Regions from separate parts of the Homo sapiens genome. Here regions 1 and 2 are each linked to region 3. A link is a loop called in an ENCODE intact Hi-C map of the cell type or tissue named here. Cell type or tissue: PC-3. All regions are shown on one strand. Region 1 overlaps MARCHF10 (membrane associated ring-CH-type finger 10). Region 2 has its middle 9.5 kb from the start of TANC2. Region 3 has its middle 51 kb from the start of MIR633.

Region 1 (2,500 bases), 110 kb before region 3:
ATGATGTATTCAGCACCATGAGCCTGAGGGGCTTGTGGGACCTGCCACGGTGAACAGAGCAACGGCTAAAATGGAAAACAAACTCAAAGGAAAATTCCCACAGATCTGCACTTGTCAAACCGTGGGCTGCACATTCTCTCTCCATGACGTGCGTTTCAGGCTCCAGATGCTGCGTGCAGAGCTGCGTTCTTACCCAGTGCACCTCGAGGGCGCAGAATCTGAGCTAGAGTCAAGAGGGCGGCTGTGAAGAACACCACGCCAGGTGTTAAGGGTGACTCACAGCCTCCCAGGGTGGGGCCCCCTGGCAGCTAGAACCAGCGTGTGCATGCGCGACCTGCCTCATCAGCACACAGGCCTAGGGCCAGAAAGAAGAGGCCCGACCCACAAGGAATCTGAGAATGGGCAAGCAGAAATTAGAGAAAATTAAAAGCATGATTCATGGAACACATATGCCACATCCTAAGCCGTGGCTGCTTTCATGACACTGTAAAGGGTGTCAGTGGGTTGACATTGACAGATTAATGGGAGGATGTCTCCCCAAGAGCCGTTTGAAAGTGGAGAAGCTGAAGGTTTCACGGACACGATAGGATGAATCAATAGGGAATGAAAGGAGTCATGCAGATATACCCAGGTCATAGAAAAACACAAAATGCAAATCGAGCCAGCCTCCACGGACAGCTGAGTCACCCGAGAGCTAATATTTGCTAGGAGCCGCAGTATGCAAAGCATTGTGCTATGGATTATGCAGGGCTGGATTCTGGGAAACAAAACCCTTCCCTGGCTCATGGGGTCTTGTTTTGTTTTTGAGCTTGACTATAATCTGGAGCTGTGCTGTGCCACAGAACTTTCTGCAGTGACAGAAGTGTCCTAGATCTGCATGGTCCAATATGGCAGCCGGATGGCTGAGTGCAGTGGCTCACACCCGTAATCCCAGCACTTTGGGAGGCCGAGGCGGGTGGATCACCTGAGGTCAGTAGTTTGAAACCAGCCTGGCCAACATGGCAAGACCCTGTCTCTACTAAAAATACAAAAACTAGCTGGGCGTGGTGGCGGGTGCCAGTAATCCCAGCTATGCGGGAGGCTGAGGCAGGAGAATTGCTTGAACCTGGGAGGTGGAGGTGGCAGTGAGCTGAGATCTCACCGTTGCACTCCAGCCTGGGTGACAGAGCGAGACTCGGTCTAAAAAAAAAAACAAACCAAAAAACAAAAAATAATATGGCAGCCACTGACCAGACGTGCTCTTGAGTGTGTAACATGTGGCTAGTGCCACTAGGGATCTACACAGTACATTTAATTTTAATTAATTTAAACTTAAAGTTTAATGGCCACATGTGCCTAGTGGCCACTGTATTGAAAGGCACAGTTTTAGACCTTTGCTGCTCTCATGCATGGCTGGACATTCTGACTTTTTAAGCCATTGCAGGCTACTTGAAAAGACTTTATTTTTTATGTTAATCTCTAAAATTCGTGTGGATTCTTATGAACAAAACAATTACAGTGTTTACGTTGGGTAACAGCCTTCCTCTGGAGGCGCACCTTGCTTGCTGGTACAGTCAAGTGACTTCATTGATGTGAACAGCACACTGGGCCAGGCCTGGGGCACTGCCAGCTGCTTCTCGGTATCAGGTTCACTGCCTACGCCTCCTTCCGATGTAACCTTGAGTCCTGGTGACCTGGAATCTAAATATTTAGCACTCGGTTGCCACCAGTGAAAGGACTAGAATCTTATTTTTATTAGCAGAGCAAATGGTGCACTTAAAAAACTGACAGTGATCTCTACCTTTCTTCCCCATGAAGTAAATGCAGTGAGAACGTGTTCTCAGTCCTTGAGGCTTGTGCATTTGGAACGACGTCCTTTCCAGTGAGGATACAGGATCTTGGAAAGATGAGAAGGGCCCGTGATGTGTTGCTTTCTAGAAGCTTGCGGCTTACCATGTCCTGCGCCAATTAATCATTTTCATCATCTTCTATGGGGAAATCGGGGCTCCTGTCCCCTCTCTGTGAAGGTTCGTGGGGACAAAATTCCTTCCGTGCCTCTGTCAATCACAGCAAGCTCCTCTGGGCCAGCAGCGGTCTCGCCGGTGCCTGGGAAGGAGGGGCGTTGCTTTCTCCGTATATCCAGAAGCCTCTTTGCTTTTTAGTCTACTAAATTACCCACTTTCTAGTGGGTTATGCAGAGCCACTATTTATTTCCCTGTTAAATTCCAATCTGATGAAACAGTTCACAGGGTTGTACGTAACTCTGAAAAGGCTCTAAAATTAAGTTGCCATATTAGGTTGGCTTTTAAAAATGTGGCCTGGGACTGGGCTGAGGGATTCTAGAAGCCTCAGAACCTTCTCCTCCACCAATACCTGTTGGAGCATCACTTGCAAGTATATTTGGACACCAAGGCAGTTTATAATGTACTGTAATGTCAGTGTGCCACTTAGAAGTCTCCTTCGTTTTCACAATGATCCCACGAGATATGCATAATAAGTATCTCCTTGATGGGAAACTGAA
Region 2 (2,500 bases), 64 kb after region 3:
CAGCATGGCTAGAATAAAGCAGGCAGAAGAAATTGGAAAGAGCAGACTTGCTGAGTCTTCTGGTCTTCATCTTTCTCCCGTGCTGGATGCTTCCTGCCCTTGAACATCAGATTCCAAGTTCTTCAGTTTTTGGAGTCTTGGGCTTACACCAGTGATTTGCCAGGGGCTTTTGGACCTCCCGCCACAGACTGAAGGCTGCACTGTCGGCTTCCCTCCTTTAGAGGTTTTGGGACTCAGACTGGCTTCCTTGCTCCTCTGCTTGCAGATGGCCTATTGTGGGATTTCATTTTGTGATCCTGTGAGTCAATTCCCCTAATAAACTCCCCTTCATATATACATCTATCCTATTAGTCCCTTTAGAGAACCCTGACGAATACAATTAGAAGGTAATAAAATGGGAAATACACAAATAGCAGTGTCATAACACAAGCCGATGCAGTGAGAATCTGCGTGGGAACAGAAGCTCTGCAAGATTGCCCATGGAGGGCCATTATCTCCTTATATCTGCAACTTCTGGCCTTATGTACCTACTTTGTGGTGTTCATTTGTACACTTGACTTCTTTGCATTTCTTAATGTGATATGAAACCTCCCACATCTTAAAATTTTATTATGTGCCTTATGGAACTATTTACATAAAGTTGAGTGTTGCCTAACTCAGGAAGTGTCTTTATATGAATGTAATTTAACCTTCTTGTTTACTCACAGTTAATACAGACATCAGTTTTAAAAGTTTCTTCCCCAAGGCTTATGGAGGTATGTAGGGCTGTTTTCCCCTACGCTGAAGGAACTAAATTACTGTGCTTTTTGATCATTAAGTTAATATTTATACTTTTTTTTCATCTACACCTTGCTTAAAGACATCTAGCTTTCAGCTGGGTGTCATGGTTCATGCCTGTAATCCCAGCACTTTGGGAGGCCAAAGCGGGCGGATCACTTGAGGCAAGAAGTTTGAGACCAGCCTGGCTAACATGGTGAAACACCATCTCTACTAAAAATACAAAAAAATTAGCTGGGCATGGTGGTGGCTACTTGGGAGGTTGAAGCACAAGAATTGCTTGAGGGCCAGGTGTTTTTGGCTCATGCCTGTAATCCCAGCAATTTGGGAGGCTGAGGCGGGTGAATCGCGAGGTCAGGAGTTCGAGACCAGCCTGGCCAACATGGTGAAACCCCATCTCTACTAAAACTACAAAAAATTAGCTGGGCATGGAGGCGGGTGCCTGTAATCCCAGCTACTCGGGAGACTGAGGCTGGAGACTCACTTGAACCTGAGAGGTGGAGGTTGCAGTGAGTCAAGATCACGCCACTGCACTGCAGCCTGGGCGACAGAGGGAGACTCCATCTCAAAAAAAGAAAAAAGAATTTCTTGAACCAGGGAAGTGGAGGTTGCAGTGAGCCGACATAGCGCCACTGCACTCCAGCCTGGGCAACAGAGAAAGACTCCACCTCAAAAAAAAAAGACATCCAGCTTTCCAGCTTTCTCTTCTCACTGCTGTCTGCATGACTGCAGTGATAGTTTTTCCTCCTTCCAGTTTATTGCTTTTACTTTTCTATGGGTTTGAAAATCAGATTCCCAGCTTTTCTAAAATCAAATCCAAGTAAAAATTAATAGGCCCTGAGAAGGGGCTTTGATGAATGTCTAGGAGTAATGGGCATGATCTTCAGGGCATGAACATAGTGGTCTCCGTTTTTCCAGAGGCCTTTTTCCATCTCCTTTATTCCCTTGGTTCTTTGCTGTGCTCCTGATAGATCAGATTTTCAGATAGCCAAGTTCCAAGTCGGTAATGAAATGAAGTTTCATTACAATTACTAGGTTGGTAACAATATGTTAAAATACCCGTTTCCCTTTTCCTCTATTGAATTCTGATTTTTTTTTTTTTTTTTTTAGACAGAGTCTCACTCTGTCGTTGCCAGGCTGGAGTGCAGTGGTGCGCTGTCAGCTCACTGCAACCTCCACCTCCCAGGTTCAAGTGATTCTCCTGCCTCAGCCTCCTGAGTAGCCAGGACTACAAGTGCATGCCACCACGCCCAGCTAATTTTTGTATTTTTAGTAGAGACGGGGTTTCACCATGTTGGCAAGGTTGGTCTCGAACTCCTGACCTCGTGATCCACCTGCCTTGGCCTCCCAAAGTGCTAGGGTTATGGGCATGAGCCACCACGCCCAGCCTGAATTCTGATTCTTTACTCCCCTTTGTTCCTTTTAGGGTGCGTGTCGGGCTGGATTGACTCAATGTAGTCAATGTGAAGCTCACTGGGCTTCAGCTGAGTGGGATAAGGCCCAATCTACACCTTCATTTCCTCTTATCTTTTCTTCCCCCCACCTCTTCTCTATATATATTTTTTAATTTTTATTTTCCTTTTTTTTTTGAGACAGAGTCGCTCTCTGTTGCCCAGGCTGGAGCGCAGTGTTACAATCTCGGTTCACTGCAACCTCCGTCTCCCGGGTTCAAGCAATTCTCGTGCCTCAGCCTCCCCAGTAGCTGGGATTACAGGCACACGCC
Region 3 (2,500 bases):
CCCTTGAGAATGCTTATTGTCAATAGGAGTAATTTCACATCCCATCCATTTAGTGAAAAGATGTGAAAATTGATCCAGCTTCTGCGATAAGACTGGAACCAGGGTGCAGGCTACAAATGCCTTGGAAATAAATATATGTCCATCATTGTTTTCATTAGGTATTGCTGTAGCCCAGCCTCCAGGGAAATGAACTCAAGTCCAGCTGTCTTGCCGTAGAAGTTCAGATGTACTCCCAATCTGGTGAAGTGGGCTGTCAGTTTCATTTATTGTTAACTTTTTGTAGTGGTTGTCAAGTAAGGGGTTGGCAGTCTGAAGAGCACAATTCTGTTTTATCCACAGACAGGGGACAGTGTAATTCGACACTGGCTGCCAAGGAGGAACTTGTCCTTCCTATCCAGCTTATTGTCTGGACTCTTTTTTTATGATTTCAAAAGTCTCTTCAAAAGGGCAACAAAATTAGCCTTAAATAGTATTTCTTGGATTGCCTTTAACAATGGCGATAAGGCCAAAGCTTCTAGTCTTGACAGAAGTGGTTTCATGACAACTTGTTTTTATCTTGCCAGAATAAGCAAGGAACTTAAAAATGTGTTTTCATTATGGCTAAAGACTGTGTTTCAGCTGATGTCTCTTGCAAGGAAAGAACAATCTGCAAACTCCATTATTATGTCTCTCATTCACTTTCTGCTCCTAAGGCAAAAAGATTTTTGTGTTGTTTTCTTTTTTGTTGTTGTTGTTTTAAAGAGGCCCTCTATTTCAATTAGCACAATTAACATATCAAGAATTTGTGTTTCCATAAATTCTACATTTCACTTCCAGGAATCAGACTTTAAAAATGACCTTCATTTACCAAGAGCTGTAATCAAGATGAAAATCTTCACCCTAAAAACTAACCTTGGAAACAGAAGGCTAAAAAAAGAAAAAGCATAATACAGACTGTGTTTTCCAAGTCTTCTTCCCTTGCCTGGTGACATTAGCCTGGCTTTGATCTATAGACATGACATCATCTATAGGGTGTGCCTTGTGCCAAACATACTACATTTCTTTAACCAAGACAGTGGTTTTGTGTAGACTTAGAGATCAAGGCTAAATAGCTTCAGAGCTGGTCTGAGTCTTCACAGACAAACAGGTCAGAGCATATGTGAGTTACACAACTCCTGCAGACAGCCCAGCCTCTTCCTCTGTGGCCCGCTGGAGAGTTTACATTTGTCAATGACTTCCTTCAGGGCCTGGCTCAAGATTCATTTCCTCCGAGAGTCCCTCTCCTGCTAACTCACCTCACTCAGCCCTTCTACCTCATCTGCTGATTACTCATACCCTTTTTCCTGCTCTGCCAGGCACTCGGTTCTATTTTACCTTGTGACGGTTCTCTACATTTTTACTTTATCCTTTGGCTAAATTAAAATTGCCTGGAAAGTAGGGCCTGTCTGCTACTTCTTTTGTGTGCTTAGGGAGCATGTTAGTGCTACACGTACCATAGTGTCTTTTTCTTTTCTCTTTCTTTTTTTTTTTTTTTTAGATGCAGTTTCGTTCCTGTTGCCCAGGTTGGAGTGCAATGGTACAATCTTGGCTCACTGCAACCTTCGCCTCCCAGGTTCAAGCGATTCTCCAGCCTCAGCCTCCCGAGTAGCTGGGATTACAGGTGCCCACCACCATGCCCAGCTAATTTTTTTTGTATTTATAATAGAGACAGGTTTTCACCATGTTGCTCAGGCTGGTCTCGAACTCCTGACCTCAGGTGATCCACCCGCCTTGGTCTCCCAAAATGCTACTAGGATTACAAGTGTGAGCCACTGCGCCCGGCACATAGTTTCTTAATAAGAGAGGAGTATTCTGTGGTTGTTGTGTTAGGCTTGGGACCCTGCCTTTGCCCTCTGTTCCTAAAAGCCAAACTCACTGCTTCAACAGCAGGGAGTCTTCCCAGTCCACTCTGGCAATGGCATGCCACCTTGGTATAGTCCTCTCTGGTTTGACCCCAGAAATCTGTTCCAAGCTTCTCTCCTCAGTGGCTAACATCTCATGGGTTTTACTTTCCAAGGTAGGGATGGGGGAGGCGGGGAAGAAGGGTGCCTGAGCACAGAGCCACGTCAAGTGGAGAGCAGGGGACCCAAGGAGGATGGGAGCAGACCTTTAGGTACCACAGGGAACAGTGGAGGAGCAGGTAGCTGGGGAGGCTCAGGTTGGGGAGGGGCCAGGGAAATTTAGACCAAAAGTATTCAGAATCTATGCTGATATGAAGAATAGTCAAAGGTGCAATTAAAGCATCTCTGAAATAAAGATGTGAGGTCGTGATTCTAAATCCAGCCTCATATTTTCCTAGGGTATATGTGCTGGGGAAATATGAAGCCACAGGGTAAACAAGGTCCTTTTTTTCTGGAATGTCAGCCTTATCAACCACTTTATAAAGCTTCCAATTACAAATGAATTAACTTAAGCAACTGCCGCCCACCACCCCCCACCACCCATCTTTTTGGAGGGGTTCACTTGTCTGGGAAGCCCATGA

The links. Peaks named below come from ENCODE experiments on the same cell type or tissue, not always from the same donor. Only the 100,000 strongest peaks of a DNase experiment are listed, where the experiment ranks them.
Region 1: a loop joins it to region 3, with 4 times the contacts of the local background. A loop is called at or near these places in 3 of 110 quality-filtered maps.
Region 2: a loop joins it to region 3, with 4 times the contacts of the local background. A loop is called at or near these places in 15 of 110 quality-filtered maps.

Annotation. Positions count from the first base shown.
Region 1 is chr17:62,778,915-62,781,414 of GRCh38, forward strand. All of the region lies in intron 3 of MARCHF10 (membrane associated ring-CH-type finger 10), which reads right to left. Among named protein-coding and RNA genes, the nearest start is that of MARCHF10, 28 kb to the right of the region's middle. In PC-3, CTCF peaks have their summits at 1,520 and 1,722; DNase peaks (open chromatin) are centred at 277, 627 and 1,587; H3K4me3 peaks cover 1,000 bases; H3K27ac peaks cover 2,132 bases.
Region 2 is chr17:62,955,499-62,957,998 of GRCh38, forward strand. No RefSeq gene overlaps it. Among named protein-coding and RNA genes, the nearest start is that of TANC2, 9.5 kb to the right of the region's middle. In PC-3, no CTCF peak of the experiment used is centred here; no DNase peak of the experiment used is centred here; H3K27ac peaks cover 1,147 bases.
Region 3 is chr17:62,891,934-62,894,433 of GRCh38, forward strand. No RefSeq gene overlaps it. Among named protein-coding and RNA genes, the nearest start is that of MIR633, 51 kb to the right of the region's middle. In PC-3, no CTCF peak of the experiment used is centred here; a DNase peak (open chromatin) is centred at 1,188; H3K27ac peaks cover 1,929 bases.